Regions from separate parts of the Homo sapiens genome. Here region 1 is linked to region 2. Evidence: chromatin loops called from intact Hi-C (ENCODE). Cell type or tissue: Caco-2. All regions are shown on one strand. Links, peaks and the distances in the headings refer to the core of each region. The heading gives the core; the rest is flanking DNA.

Evidence for each region. Hi-C counts contacts between places; a loop is a spot of excess contacts. Peaks named below come from ENCODE experiments on the same cell type or tissue, not always from the same donor. Only the 100,000 strongest peaks of a DNase experiment are listed, where the experiment ranks them.
Region 1: it touches region 2 in a loop (4-fold over the local background); 6 of 110 quality-filtered maps call a loop at or near these places.

Annotation. Positions count from the first base shown.
Region 1 is chr11:118,347,841-118,356,139 of GRCh38, reverse strand. CD3G (CD3 gamma subunit of T-cell receptor complex) reads right to left here. Exons shown (of 7, transcript NM_000073.3): 2 at 7,090-7,113; 3 at 6,170-6,397; 4 at 5,457-5,588; 5 at 4,469-4,512; 6 at 3,653-3,736; 7 at 979-3,021. The coding sequence ends at 3,671. Among named protein-coding and RNA genes, the nearest start is that of UBE4A, 7.6 kb to the left of the region's middle. RefSeq lists an enhancer at 5,444-6,643. In Caco-2, for the core only: CTCF peaks have their summits at 2,725, 2,924 and 4,793; no DNase peak of the experiment used is centred there.
Region 2 is chr11:118,260,958-118,269,296 of GRCh38, reverse strand. It overlaps MPZL2 (myelin protein zero like 2), which reads left to right and starts at 5,000. Exons shown (of 6, transcript NM_005797.4): 1 at 5,000-5,201; 2 at 6,200-6,366; 3 at 6,649-6,859. The coding sequence starts at 5,144. RefSeq lists an enhancer at 5,199-5,248. In Caco-2, for the core only: a CTCF peak has its summit at 4,786 (motif pointing left); a DNase peak (open chromatin) is centred at 4,906; H3K4me3 peaks cover 4,125 bases.

The DNA.
Region 1 (8,299 bases), core at 300-8,299, 87 kb before region 2:
CTGGGCAACATAGTGAGACCCTCTCTCTATAAAAAAAATTAAGCAATTAGCTGGATATTGTGGCACACGCCTGAAATCTCAGCTACTCAGGAGGCTGAGGTGGGAGGATTGCTTGAGCCTGGGCAGTCGAGGCTGCAGTGAGCCAATGTTGTGCCACTGCACTCCAGCCTTAGCAACAGAGCAAGACCCTGTCATATATACGTATATGTGTGTATGCGTATACACACACATATATGTGTGTATGCGTATACACACACATATATGTGTGTATACGTATATACACACTTGTGTATATACGTATATACACACGTGTGTATATATGTATATGTGTATCTACGTATATACACGTATACGTATATGTGTATATGTGTATATGTGTAGATACACATATATGTATGTGTATATGTGTATATGTGTATATATACATATATGTATATGTGTATATATACATATATGTATATGTGTATATATACATATATGTATATGTGTATATATACATATGTGTATATATACATATATGTATATGTGTATATATACATATGTGTATATATGTGTATATGTGTATATATACATATGTGTATATGTGTATATATACATATGTGTATATATACATGTGTATATGTGTATATATACATGTGTATATGTGTATATATACATATACATATATGTATATATACATATACGTATATGTGTATATATACACATATACGTATATGTGTATATATACATATATGTATATGTGTATATATGTATATATGTGTATATATGCATATATGTATATGTGTATATATGTGTATATATGCATATATGTATATGTGTATATATGTATATATGTGTATATATGCATATATGTATATATGCATATATGCATACATGTATATGTATATATATGTATATGTGTATATACACTTGTGTGTGTGTACGTGTTTACAACTGCTATTTGGCAATAGTTAATAAAATTACAAATGCAAATACAAGTGCCCAACAATTCAATTTATTTGTGTTTGTTACAAATAGTCTTATGTATGTTCAAAATCACATTTATTGTTAGAGCTAAAACCATAAAGCTGTAAAAAGTATAAAAAGAAGACAGGAGAAAATCTTTGTAACTGTGGGTTTGGTAAAGATTTATTAGACATGATACCAAAAGCACAATATATAGAAGAAAAAATCAATAAAATGTACTTCAAAATTCAAACCTTTTGCACTTCAAAAGACACCATTAAGAAAAACAAACCACAGATTGGTAGAAAATATTTCCAAATCATATATCTGATAAAGGACTTATATCAAAAACATATGCAACCCAATAGTAAGAAGACAAACAAATAAGTCAACTTAAAAATGGGCAAAAGATTTGATACACATTTCACTAAAAATATATGAATGGTTAATAAACACAAGACAGGACACTCAGCATGGTTAGTATCTAGGGAAATGCAAATTAAGGCCATAATAAAATACCATATTAAATCCATAGAATGGCTATATTAAAATACAGTTACGGGCCTGGCGCGGTGGCTCACACCTGTAATCCCAGCACTTTGGGAGGTCAAGGCGGGTGGATCGCCTGAGGTCAGGAATTGGAGACCAGCCTGGCCAACATGGTGAAACCCTGTCTCTACTAAGTACACAAATACTAGATACACAAATACTAAATACACAAAAAATGAGCTGGGCGTGGTGGCATGTGCCTGTAGTCTCAGCTACTCGGGAGGCCAAGGCAAGAGAATCGCTTGAACCCAGGAGGTGGAGGTTGCAGTGAGCTGAGATCGCGCCACTGCACTCCAGCCTGGGCCACAGAGCAAGATTCCACTTCAAAAAAAAAAAAAAAAGAAAAAAAAGAAAAGAAAAGAAAAAAAAGAAAATGTCCTAAAGCTGGATTATGGTAATGGCTGTACAATTAGTTAAATTTACTAAAAATTTCTGAGAACAGGTGAAATCACTTAAGATGGGTGGATTTTATGGCATGTACATTATGCTTCAATGCAATTATTTTTAAAAATGATATTTATACAATGTTAGTCATTGCAGAATTGTTGTAAGAGCAAAAGATTGGAACCAACTACCAACTTAAATATCCACTGATAGATAACAGGTTAAATAAATCATAGTCTATTTGTACAATATGGTTGCATTAAAAAGGATATAATGGTATCTTCATATAATGGTATGCAATAATCTCACAAGATGTATAGTTTGATATCATTTGTCTAAAAGATAGGGGAAGGGAGGATAATATGTACTTGAGAATGTGCTCATATATGCCTAGAATACCTCCAGAGAGATATATAAGAAACTGGTTTTAAGACCAGGCATGGTGGCTCACACCTGTAATCCCAGCACTTTGGGAGGCTGAGGCGGGCGGATCACTTGAGGTCAGGAGTTCGAGACCAGCTTGGCCAACAGAGCAAAACCCTGTCTCTACTAAAAATACAAAAATTAGCCAGGTGTGGTAGTGTGTGCCTGTAATCCCAGCTGCCCGGGAGGCTGAGGCAGGAGAATCGCTTGAACCCAGGAGGCAGAGGTTGCAGTGAGCCGAGATGGTGCCACTGCATTTCAGCCTGGGTGACAGAGCCAGACTGTCTCAAAAAAAAAAAAAAAAAAAAAAAAAAGAGAAACTAATTTGTCTCTGAAGAGGGCAACAGGGTCACTGGGTAGCAGGGGATGGCGGTGGAGGGAGAGCTTTCACTGAATATTTGAGCCATGTGAATTATAACCTATACAAAAACGAAATAAAAATTACAACACAAAAAATTATATTCAAATCCAGGGGGTTATTTGATCTTTTCATTTTTCTTTTACAATTTTCCCCAATAGGTGGCGCTTCTGAAACACAGTATTTGTTTTTATTTTTATTTTATTTGAGAAACCCCCAAATTTGCTCTGATGGCCTTTCTTCTCCATTTGTCATCTCTGGGAACCTTGAGTCTAGATTTAGGGCTGAAAGTCTCTCTGCTAGGAGCTTTCCAAAATGCATTGCTTTGATTCTGGGAACTGAATAGGAGGAGAACACCTGGACTGAAAAAAGAAAAATTGCAATTTGTTCAAAAAAAACAAATAATGCTTTCAACCCTGTCTTCCTGATAGAAACTTCAGATAGATTAATTAAATCATAACTTCTGACTGATTGATTTATTGATTGGAAGGTTAATATGGGTTAGTGGTTCTTAACTAAGGGTGATTTTGCCCTGGAGGTGATGTTTGGACACATTTGGTAATGTCTGGACACATTTTTGATTGTCACACTGGACAATCTACCAGCATCTGGTGGAGAGAGGCCAGGGATGCTTCCATAACTCCTACAATGCACAGGCTAGCCCCTCATCACAAATAATTAATTAGCCCAAAATGTTAATAGTGTAGATAATGAGAAATTCAAATGTAGGTTAAGATTAATATTCAGCATCTCTATGGCTTGAGGCCCTGCTCTGACAGGATTTACAGATACATAAAATTCATATTTACCTAGGCCAAGACAATCAGTATGGCCCCAGAATTTTTAGAAAAGAGTACCCCAAACCACGTCCCAATCCCTGATCCCCAGAGTCTGATGCTTATAGCCGCTTAGGGAAGGGAGCTAGACTTAGAAGCAATTGCGAGGGCAGTTGATGCAAGGGTCCTTTATTAGAATTGGCATTGAAGAACCCACCTACTCTGAGTCCTGAGTTCAATTCCTCCTCAACTGGTTTCCTTGAAGGTGGCTGTACTGGTCATCTTCTCGATCCTTGAGGGGCTGGAAAGGACAGCACAGTCATAAGTCATTTTTTCCATCCTCTATTAATTAATTTGATGCATGTTTATTGAATGTTTTTTATATGTGAGAATTTGGAGTGGGTACTTCATGGTCCTGAGGATGGAAAGAGGACAAGGAGATGGAGGCTCTGTCTTTTTTCTTTTTCTCTCTCTCTCTTTTTTTTTTTTGAGACGGAGTCTTTCTCTGTTGCCCAGGCTGGAGTGCAGTGGCACAATCGCAGCTCACTGCAACCTCGACCTCCTGGGTTCAAGTGGTCCTCCTGCCTCAGCCTCCTGAGTAGCTGGGACTACAGGCGCGCGCCTCCACGCCTGGTTAATTTTTTTTGTATTTTTAGTAGAGACAGAGTTTCATCATGTTGGCCAGGCTTGTCTCGAATTCCTGACCTCAGGTGATTCACCTGTTTTGGCTTCCCAAAGTGCTGGGATTACAGGCATGAGCCATGGCCTGTCTATAGTGAGTGCCCAGCCTGTCGAGAGTTTCTTCGTGTGTCCCTCTCAGTGTGTTCTTCAACTTGTGCTCACTAGATCCTGACCTCAGTCTCTGTCAATCCTTCTCTTTAGTTCATTTATTCTACCCAAACTGATCTCATCATCTGGTATGCTGTTAGCAGTTTCTTACCTGTATAGGATCTTCCAAATAACATGCCCCTCAATCCCAAAGATTTACCCCCACTAATTACAGCAATGTCTCTTTTATTCTTCATCCCCTTACCTGGTAGAGCTGGTCATTGGGCAACAGAGTCTGCTTGTCTGAAGCTGCACAAAAAAGAAACAGAATCCACACAAGGTAGAATGCATAATAAATTGGGTTATATTCACAAAATGGAATACTAAATAACAATAAGAGTTTTATATATACACAAGAGTATGGATAAAGCACATAAACATGTTGTTGAGTGAAAGAAGCTACTCACAAGAATACTTAGTATATGAGTCCATTTACATAAAGGACAAAAACAAGCAAAGTTAATCCTTGTTGTTAGAAGTCAGGACAATGCTCACTCTTGAGGATGGGTAGTGGCTGGAAGTGACCACAAGAGGGGCTTCAATGGCATTGGTAATATTGTCTTTCTTAAATTATGTGCTGGCTGCATGGGTGTATTTGCTCTGTGAATTTTTTTTTTGAGCTGTATGCTTGTGATTCACTTTTCTGTATGTAAGGGTTTACTTAAAATAGTTTTTTTTTTTTTTTTTTTTGAGACGGAGTCTTGCTCTGTCGCCCAGGCTGGAGTGCAGTGGCACGATCTCGGCTCACGCAAGCTCCGCCTCCCGGGTTCATGCCATTCTCCTGCCTCAGCCTCCAGAGTAGCTGGGACTACAGGCACCCGCCACCACGCCCGGCTAATTTTTTGTATTTTTAGTAAAGACGGGGTTTCACCGTGCTAGCCAGGATGGTCTCGATCTCCTGACCTCGTGATCTGCCCGCCTCGGCCTCCCAAAGTGTTGTGATTACAGGCGTGAGCCACTGCGCCTGTTTTTGTTTTTTTTTTTTTTCACAGAGGGAGCTGTATCTTGAGACAGGTGAACATGCTGTGATAACACCAAGTATCCTTTCTCCTGTCTCAGAGAAATACAGCCTCACCCAACTATGCACACTAGCAAGAAGCACCAACTCAGTCTCTTCCATTGGGTACATAATGGTAGGAGGAAAGCTGAGGGTCTCAGGTGGTCCCATCTCTCATCTAAGAGCATTCTTTTACCTCTCGACTGGCGAACTCCATCCTGTCCAGCAATGAAGTAGACCCCAACAGCAAGGACGAAAATGCTGACGATTTCAGCAAAGAGAAAGCCAGATATGGTGGCTGCATTTAGTTCAATGCAGTTCTGACACACTGTAGGGAAAAGGAGAGACAAACCTTCAGGTTGCGAAAGTTGTTTTTCCTGGTTCGTTTTCTCCTGCCTGTCTGCAATAATGCCGCTGTGGAGGGCAGCAGGCTTTTCCTCTGTGGGTGGCAGGGCAAGGGAAGATCCTTGCGCCAAAACTCAATGCATCTTGATGCTCTTAAGTCCCCCAGGATTCCTGGGGAAGCCCATGTAGTCTAACTACCAGGAAGTATCTGGAACAGAAGGAAGACTAGATACTCTTCATGCTCCACTGCGCTCCAGTTCTCACTGCTGCTCACCTTATGATCACCTCTGTCTCCCCAACCCCTTCATTCAACTCAGTGCTGAATTGCTTGAATCCATGGAGCCCACCCAAAGGTAAACAAAATTTTACAGGACTGGCTGTAGTTTTTCAATAGGGTGAGGGAAGTATCTTACAGTATTTTAAAAGAGGCAAGCTGAAATTAAGAGAACAGGCGATAATATTACTGTTGAGGATCTATTTCCACTTTCACCCCAGATAAAAAGCTCACCAGAACAGCAAATACTGATTAATTTCACAACAAACAGACCAAAGGGGATTACATACTTCTGTAATACACTTGGAGTGGTTTTGACTTGTTCTGTGATCCTTTACACTGATACATCCCTCGAGGGTCCTTGGCATTACTTCCCAGATTCCATTTTTTTTTATCTTCAGTTAGGAAGCCGATCATCTTCCCATCTTTAAACCATGTGATATTTTTGGCTTCTGCATCACAAGTCAGAAGTACCGAACCATCTTCTTGATAGTCATACACCTTAACCAAGTGGTTTCCTGAAATGAGAAAAGCCGTGGTTCTATTAAGGATCTTGCCTCTGAAATTCTCCCTGCTTCTGCATACCAGGAGATCATTAGAGTAGTGTTTCTCAAACTTTGATGTGCACATGAATCACATGGGGATCTTGTTAAAATTTCAGGTGCTATTTAGTAGTTCTGGGGAGGGGAGATTCTGCATTACTAACATGCTCTCGGGTGACGCCAATATCTGCGTCAGGGGGTGAAGAATAAAAGAGACATTGCTGTAATTAGTAGGGGTAAAACTTTGGGATTTTGGGGCATGTTATTTGGAAGATACTATACAGGTAAGAAACTGCTAACAGCATACCAGATGATGAGATCACTTTGGGTAGAATAGATGAACTAAAGAGAAGGATTGACAGAGACTAACGTCAGGATCCCAGGTGACGCCAATACCTACTGGTTCATGGGTCACAGTTTGAGATGTGTCCCTAGCTACTAGGGTCCTGCTTCTCCTGTAAGAGACCAGTTAAATGCTTAGCTACAGGCAAGCTGCCCGGAACAGGTTATGTCAGGTCACTGATTTGGTTGACAATAGAGACATCACCTCTCTATCCCCGTCATTTCATTCATTCTAAACTGTTCGCTCCTGTAGGACTACTGTTGTAGGAAGCCAAATTTCCGTCAATATTCTGAGTCTGAGTATAGAAAGAAGCCATTTCTCCTACCTTTGATTGACTGGGCCAAAGTACCTGTAAAGACAGAAGAGAGATAGAGTATTAGCTGGGCATGGAGTTGTTCAGATGCCCTGAAGTATTTCCATGGTTATTTGAGGCCAAGATGAAGAAAGATCCAAATCCATGAAAATGGTAGTATCTATACTTAGTTTTCCGGATTGTAGACTAAATCACTCAATTGAATTCAAGGTGATAATAAACAATTTGTCTCATCTTTGTCCTGGTATCCTGGGAGGGTGTTTCTAACCGTTGGAATTTCATGAGTGACAGGAGTGGCTTTGTTATCTGTGGTGGATCCTTAGACCATACCTGAGTTTATGCATGGCAATGACTCAGGATGGTGCTGGTCAAGACCAACCATATGGTAAGAGGATTGCAGCTTTGAAACTAGTGGTATCAGCCCCAGGAAGGGATCCTAGAGATTGAGATCAGTCAAGCGGCCAATGATTCAATCAATCATGCCTATGTAAAGATACCTCAATAAAAACTTGGTGGAGCTTCCTGGTTGGTGAACCCATCAATGTGCTGGCAGAGTGTGGGAGAGTGCTGGGGGCGATGTGTTCTAATTCCACGGGGAGAGGGCACGGAGGCTCTGTGTTCGGGACCCTCCTAGACCTTGCCCTTTTCATTTAGCTGGTTCTGATTTTATTTTATTTTTTAATAAAACTGAAATAGGAAGTACAGCACTTTCTTAAATTCTGTGAGTTATTCTAGCAAATTATCAATGAGGAGGGTCATGGGAATCCTTAAGATTGCAGGCAGTTTGTCAGAAATGTGAGTGGTCTGGGGTACCCTGAACTTGTAGCTGGCATTTAAAGTGAGGGCAATCTGGTTGGGAACCATGCTCTTAACCTGTAGGGTCTGACACTAATTTGGGGGGTTAGCATCAGAATTGTATTGTAGTATATGTAAGTAAGGATATTGCCTATCCAGTCCAGAACACTCTGCTTCTTGAGCAGCTAATGCCCTGGCAAGGAGTGGGTGTGCACTATCCAAAACCTTTAGGCTGAGTTCCTTATAAAATATTCAGCCTTGGTGATCCTTTTATTATAAAAACCCTGGATGTCCCAGGGAAGTTAGCTTTTCAATTAGTCCTCAAATCTGTCTCATAACTCAGAGTTGACTGGCAGCAGTGGCTCACACCTGTAATCCCAGCACTTTGGGATGCTGAGGTGGGCAGATTGCCTGAGCCCAGGAGTTA
Region 2 (8,339 bases), core at 296-8,295:
ATTACTGAATTTGTGTTGTCATTTACTTAATGCTGAAGAAACTTGGTGAATGTGGGAGCAAATTTCCCCTTAACATTTCATTATGAAAAATTTCTAACATGTAGAAAAGTTTAAAGAATTATACAGTAAATACCTGTGTATCCCACCTAGGTTCTTCAATTGACATTTTACTATACTTGATCACATATCTATCCATCCATCCATCCATCCATCCACCCACCCACCCATTCTTCCTTCCTTCCATCCATCCATTTATTAATGCATCTTATTTTTGATGCATTTTTAAATTAAATTGCAGACATCAGGATGCTTCCCCGTAAATACTTCAGCATTAATGAGAGTTTAGAATTTGTTTACAATTCTTTTAAAAAAATTACTGAAGTAAAACTTACATTCAATTAAATGTACAAGTCTTAAAAGTACACCATTCAAAGGGTTTTGGCAAGCGGTAACTCAAACCCTTGTCAAGATGAAGAACATTAATATCACTCTAGAAAGTTCTCTCATGCCCCTCCAGTCAATCCCTGCCCCCATTCCCCCAGGGGCAAACACTACTTTTATACTTTTTTCATGACAAGGTAGTTTTGCCTGTTCTAGAACTTCATATAAATGGAATCAAAGAGTTTATACTGTTTGTGTCTGGCTAATTTGTTCAACTTACTTTTGAGGTTCATCGTGGTGATATGTATCAGTGATTTGTTCCTTTTAATTGCTGAGTAGGATTCACGATATGAATATTCTACAGAGGATCCATTTTTCTGTTGATGGATCCCTGGGCTGTTCCAGTTTTGGGCTATTATGAATAAAGCTTCCATGATTATTCTCCTACAAATATCTTTCTGTATATATAATTTCATTCATCTTGGAGTGGAATTGCCAGGGTGGCTGAGTGTTTAGCTTCATAAGAAACTGCCAGCCCTTTTCCCAAACATCTTAACTAAGTATAGCCACAAACAACTAAAATTTACTGAATGTTTTGTGTGGGTGCTGAGCATAGAGCTTTAGTTAATGTACGTCACTTGATTCTTACATCCAGACTATGGGGTAAATGTTACTGTTCCCATTTTACATGTGAGATAACTGAAGCACGGAGAGTTAAATAACTGCCCAAGGTCACATAGCTAGTAAGCAGCTGAGCTTGGATCTGGATCTAGGCAGGTTGAACTCTAGCTCCTATACCTCATGCCTCCTAGAATATAGTAGCAAAAAAAAAAAAAAAAAAAAAAAAAGTGGCTATTTCTTTTCTCAGGAAATTAATTAACTCCCTAAGAATAAAAAATTGGTCATGGTAACCAATTTTAACAAGAGATAACTGGAACAATAATAAAAGATGCAGTGTTCATCAATAAACACAGTATAATGTAAATTCTTACCACCATTTAAATGTGGTGTGTATGGTTAACAGGGAGGTAGATAAATTCATTTATCAAGATCCCTTTATCCTCCCGAGAGGTTCCTTAAAGTTATCTTCAAAAATGCCCCATCTCTCTAGCCCTGCACAATCTATGTAGCTTCCCTTGAGAATAAGTGAAGCGTTAAACCACTTCAGAGTCTCTTCTTTGGGCTGGTTAATAAGGGCATGGTGCCTGTCCTCTATAATTACCAGAGGAGCCTGAGGCTTATTGGAGAGGTGCATATCAGCTGTAATGAGGTGGGGCAGGAAAGCGTTCCCTCCCACGATTTTTCTAAACTCATAGAGGCTCAGTTTCAGGCCCAGACCTGTTTTGGAATATCTCTAGGAAACTTCAGGCAAGAAGGAGGGCCACAGGGAACACAACTATTCCTTTGGGCTAAGAGCCCACCTCTCATCTAGGACTCTTGACAGCCTAGCCTCCCTCTCTCATCTTTGAAAAGCTCCCTTAACCCGGGGAAGTTTTGACAAAGGATGCTAGAGATTGGAGTTGTTGGTTGGGGAAGGCTGGGAGTCCCTGAGTCTTTGGAAAACAGATGTTAGGTCTACACTTTCATTCTGGCTCATAAGCCAGGAGCCCAAACGAAAGCCAGGAGAGTAAGTGGTCGTTGGTGTCCCAAGACTTTCCTTCTTGTTTTTAATGGTTCTGGGAAATACCAAAGTAATTCTACTTCTAGGGATGCTCTTCTTGGGTCACATATTAGCCATCCCCAATGGGTATATTTGTTAGGATCAAGTCCACACTCCTTAGGATGGTGGATGAGGGCACTGCCCAGGTGGACCTAGCCTCTCACCTGGCCTGCCACTCCTCCCTGTGCTCCAGGTTTGAGGAATTGCATGCTAGTCCCTGTGGGTACCACATTCCCACCCATTTGTTCCAATGGGAAGGACTTTGTTTATCCTCTTTCCAGAATTCCTATTCATCCTTTAAGGATTGAATTTAAAAATCAAGAAAGTGATAATTATTTGTTTACTTCACCTTCCTATCTTATATTATTTCCTCCCAGGTAGAAATATTCTATGTATGTCTGAATTTTTTCTAGTAAAAACATATGAACAGACACTTTTGAGTAAACGAATGCTTTATTTGATGACCCTAAGAGCTAAATTATTTGTTTTCCTTGCTTCACAGAATGCTAATTTCACCTTAGGTGAAAAAAAGATTTTTGCCTAGGAGGTTGAGAAAGACAACTTTTACAAATATTGATACAGGCCCACTGTCCCTTCTGTCTCCTGAGCCCCCAGTGAGTCTCCTGCTGGCTAAGGTCTAGATACTCACTAGAAATCATTTTTTGGGAAATGTGTAGATGGATGGGACAGATGAGATTCTTTCAAAAACTATTGGTATGTCACAATTTTAAATGACAATCAGGATCTTTCTCTGGAAAAGTTTAGAAAGAAAATGGTGTCTCTGAAAACTTTACTTTTCTTCTTTTCAATTTCCAGAACTCCTCTTCCTTTCCTTCCATTTGCCTGGGCACAAACATAACTTAGGCCTTATGTAGATGCCTGCAGTTTTGGTCTAAGTCCTGCTGACTGGTGTCCAGAAAACTGTGAGGGGCAAACATCCTTTTTATTTAGCATTTTCTCTTCTTAACCTTCTACCCTTGGCCTCTTCCTTGCCCAGTGAGGTGAAGTGGTTGACTGTGGAGCCACTCCTGCTAACTGGAAGGAACTGGGCGTTGCCAGGCACTAAGCCAGGAACTTGAACTCAGCTGAGAAGTGGGATCTGGATAACTCCTGCCCCTCAGAGCAAGGCTGGCAACCAGCTCATGGGTGTTTGGCTACCTGGGGGAGGGATTTCTGCTCCTGACAACAGGCAGTTTGTTCAGTTCTTCCTGCCCTGATTCTTCTCCTGTTGCTTTTCACTGCATCCCTGAGCTCTTTGGTAACTCTACCTCTCACCAGTTTTTGCAATTTGCTGTAGACTTCAAAATCCTGGCTCTACCTCTCCTTCCTCTGTAGCTGTATTTCCCTGCAAAGTTGGAAGCCAACCAAGATCAAGTTTCCTTAACTCTTTTTCTTTCAGGGTCCTGGAGCTGAACTCTTCTGACCTACATACCAGAAAGGCTGTATCTTATCCTTCCTCACCAACATCTGAAAGGTTCCCCCAGCAGACTGATTTTAGGTCCCTTTCTGAACTAGAATCTGACAAAGACGCCACACAGTTTTCAGAAACTCTCACCATGCAACAGATTTTCACTAGCACACAGCTGGTCTGCATTTGGGGCCACCTCTGCTTTCTGAGTTCCAACACAATGGATTTTTGTGGTTGTCTACCTGTTTTTGCTCCATGCCCATGTCATCTTTCTCCTGTTGCTTTCTGTTTTCTGCACTTCTGCATTCTCCTCTCTTTTGGTAGAATTTTCTCTTTTCTTCCCTCTTTATGATGTTTTATTTTTTTCTACTCAGCCTGCCGCCTTCTCTTGTTCCTGCCACCCTTTCTGCTCTGGATTCAGCTAGAAGATTTTATGAGTGACTGAAGAGTTTCTAGACTGCTAATCCAGGGATAAACGCAATCTGTCTTTTTTCAGGGTTAGATTCCCAGCCCAGCCTACTTCTTAACTGCATGTGTAATCTTCATCCCCCTCCTACCGATGTTTCTGTGCCGCTTCATTAATCTGTAAAGATGACCCACCCTCTTTCCAGACAAGGAGGCATCTTTTCTCGTTTAGATTCCTCAGCTCTTTAGACTTCTCAGTCATTTAGCTATTCAAAAAATGACAGATGAAATCCGAGGCACAACAAAGTTATCATGAAAACCTTTTCCTTGAGAGCCCCATGTCTGATTGTTCATATTAGCTGTTATTTGGTGGAAAGAACGCTAGATTTTTAAGAAAAGTTCTGGTTTTGCCACATGGTAGCTGTGCAACCTTGGGCAAATCATTTACCTTCCTCGGGTTCTTAGCGTCCTCACTGGTAGAATGGGAATGCTTCACAAGGGCGTTAATGGAGATGAAACAATCAGCAGGAGAGCACTTTGTAGATTGCACTCGGATGGCAGGGTGAATGAGCAGGGATGGTGTCCTCATTTGTTTTTAAAGTCTTCAAAGGTAAAGGATTGTTAAGCATGGAGATTTGATTTGTTGTTTCTGCCAGGTCTCCTGGAAAGCTACAAACTAGAAGAAGTGCAGGAATCCTTGTGGTAACAGGGGTATCAGCTTTTTGTCCACAGAGGGTCCTAAGGAATTCCGACTCCCGTTTTGAAATTGTATCGAATCCAGTCCCAAGTGAATGTGGCCCTGGGGTGGTGCTTTGAGAAGTGGAATCACTGCAGGACAGTTTCAACATTCACTTCCCAGGCAAGCCTAAAGCCTGTTTTAAAAGGGCGTGTGGGGGCCAAACCCATAACAGTCTGGGACATTTCAGACTGGCACCACCTCCTCTGGCTGTTTCCGAGGCCATCTAGAGGCCAGAGCCCAGTCAGATTAACTGAAAGTAAAGAGAGGACTGCGGGAGTTTGGGACCTTTGTGCAGACGTGCTCATGCTCGTTCGTGTAGAGGGCGGGAGAGAGGAAAGGAAGGAGGGCATTGGGAGCTGAGGCCCCACCTTTCATTTCAGAAAAGTGCACAGGCAGAGCGGGCTGAGTCACAGGCACAGGTGAGGAACTCAACTCAAACTCCTCTCTCTGGGAAAACGCGGTGCTTGCTCCTCCCGGAGTGGCCTTGGCAGGGTGTTGGAGCCCTCGGTCTGCCCCGTCCGGTCTCTGGGGCCAAGGCTGGGTTTCCCTCATGTATGGCAAGAGCTCTACTCGTGCGGTGCTTCTTCTCCTTGGCATACAGCTCACAGGTAAGAGCCGGCGGGCTTCTCTCAGAGTTTCCTCCTTCACTGCTCACTCTATAAAGTTAGCTAATTGTCTTAGAAGTTGCAAGACTTTTGTTTGGGAGCCTGAGCCACAGATACAGTTTGTTTTACTTTGGGTTTTACTGAAACCAAAGTTGGTGGACTGTTTTTGGAGAACTGCTCTCGGACAAACAGGTTTAGGTGTGTTCAGCTGCCAGTGATTCAGGCACAGAGAGGGCTTTCTAATCTCAGGTTACATGCCATTTTTTTGTGTGTGGCTGTTCTCAACCTCCCACTGCTGGCAGGACTTGGCATTTGGATTTCTGTGTGTGGGTCTTGTCTGTGACTCTCAGCAACACCAGGAAAGTGGAGATTGTTAGAGAGAGACCTACTGTGATTTTGAAAGTGCCCCAACACACACATTCTAAATGTAAATATCAAGTTTAAAAAAATGCCACGTGGTACAAAGGTTCTAGGGGTGCAGGCAAACATAAGCTGTCTGGAGTTGATTAATTCAGTTTCTGCAATAGACTAGTAACAGTATGAAATCCACCTAAGGACCCATCTGGAAAACTTACCTGCTAGGAGACCACTTTACATACAACACATAATGCTTAACCTTAATACATAATGTAATGTCTAATCAATGTTATGATTCATTTTAATTTTTTGTTTATGCTTTCAATTCTATTTGCGGATGTTTGTAGTTTGTTATAACAGTTTTGAAGTCAGTACCACGAGGCGAGGCTTTAATGCTGTGGAGAAAGTAAAAGCACTGCGAAGGCTTGCTGTGTGGTAGTTTAGTTGTCACATGGAATGGGAGGGTCCAGGCTGCATACAGGTAGGAGTATGTAGATTCTGGGTGAAGTAAGTTTGGGAGATGGGGCATCTCAGTTTCACTTTACTTTAAGTCCTACTCAGATATTTATTTTGGAAGTGTCAGCAGAAGTTCTCACAATACTACATCCCCTGTTAACCCTTCTTTTTCTTCTTTTTCATTGCAGCTCTTTGGCCTATAGCAGCTGTGGAAATTTATACCTCCCGGGTGCTGGAGGCTGTTAATGGGACAGATGCTCGGTTAAAATGCACTTTCTCCAGCTTTGCCCCTGTGGGTGATGCTCTAACAGTGACCTGGAATTTTCGTCCTCTAGACGGGGGACCTGAGCAGTTTGTAAGTAGATTATCATCATTTTCCAGGGTACTCTTGTTTAGGGAAATAATAAGCCAGTCCATTTCTCCTTTCCCTTCCAGTATTTTTCTTAGCAGCAAGCACAAGGTTAAGCTCGGAAACAATTCTTGGGACAGAGACTGAGAGGCCGTTGAAGGGGAAAGCAAGTGACAGAGCTGCAGACAGGACAGTTGGGTTTGCTGGTGTTTCACTTCCGCTCCCACCATCTTGGCCTCCTTGCCTGGGTGCTGAGTAAGAAGACCTTTTGCCATTTCCCCTCTCTAGGTATTCTACTACCACATAGATCCCTTCCAACCCATGAGTGGGCGGTTTAAGGACCGGGTGTCTTGGGATGGGAATCCTGAGCGGTACGATGCCTCCATCCTTCTCTGGAAACTGCAGTTCGACGACAATGGGACATACACCTGCCAGGTGAAGAACCCACCTGATGTTGATGGGGTGATAGGGGAGATCCGGCTCAGCGTCGTGCACACTGGTAGGTTATGCAGGGAACAGTGGTTTTGGAAAGGATGAGAGCTTGTAGAAAAGAAAGGGGCAATCTTTGTTAAGGCTGAGAGAGAGGGACAATCTTTTGTGATGGATAGAGAGAGGGACTAGCCCTTCAGAACTGGGAGCCTCAGAGGGAGACCGAAGAGTTCTGGGGTAAAAAGAGAAAGGCTTTGTTTGGCTGTGGAAAGAAACAGAAAGTAAAGCAAAGGAACTCAGAGAATCCGTTACAAAAATGGCATTGAGATTGTGAAAGGGAGAGGGAGCAATTCTTTGATGAAAGGCTTACAACAGGTCTGTTCACTCACTCATTTATTCGAGATACTTATTGAGTACCTACTCTAATGCTAGGCACCGTCAAAAGTGCATGACATACACTATCTCATTGAATCCCCACACCACTCTAGGAGGCAGGTACTAATGATGGGAGCTAACACTTACTGAGTACTTCCCAAATGTCAGGGGCTTTACATGACACATTTTATTTAATCTTTACATATCTCATCAGTTTATTGTGCATTTAATGCCTCCCATCTTGCCAATGAGGAAACGAGGCTCACAGAGGTTAAGTCATTTGCCCTGAGTCACGTAGCTGATAAATGGAGTAACTTAGGACTCAAACCCAATCAACTTTGAATCTAAAACTGTGCTCTAAATTGGTGCATTGTATTGTCTGCATCCCTATAAAGGACAATCTGGAAAACCATGCCAAGCAACAAAGAGCAAAGTACACGAAACTTATGAATTGTAGATCTGGGTTTGAGTCATTGCTACCATTTACCAGCTATCAATAAGTCTTATTTTCCTCATCTGTAAAGTGAGAATAACACAGTAAGGATCACAGTGAGGATAAAATGAGATAATAAATGTGAATATGTCCCAACCTCTGAATTGTACTTAACAGCTACCATACATTGAGTGTTTATTTTGTACAGGCACAGCAAGGAACAACTTACATGAATTATTTTATTTTTTATTAAGAACTCAAGAAATGAATATCATTATCTCTGTTTATACATGAGGAAACTGAGGCTCAAAGAAGTTAATTACTTCAAATCACACAGCTAAGTATTTCAACCTAGTGCTCTCTGGTGTGTGCTCTTAACCAACACTACTCCAAACATATAAGCCTGTGCAGTGGTACGATTTCCTTTCATTCATAGTACAGTTTAAAACCATTTCTCAATGCCCCACCAATAGAGGGCTGTGTGACCTTGCAGAAGTCATTTGAGTATTGAAAGAAATAATGTAATGGTTTTGGACCTCAGTTTCTTCATCTGCACAATGAAGAGGTTAAACACACAAAAAATCAGTGGTTCTTAAATATATGTGGATAATTATTCTTTGAGAATCAAATAAAAGCCATGGCCCTGCTTCCCATAAAACAGTGGAGACATACAAAATGAGACTTGGATTCTGTGGGCTTGCAGACTACCTTCCATCCTCTTCCCCATCCTCCTTCATGGAGT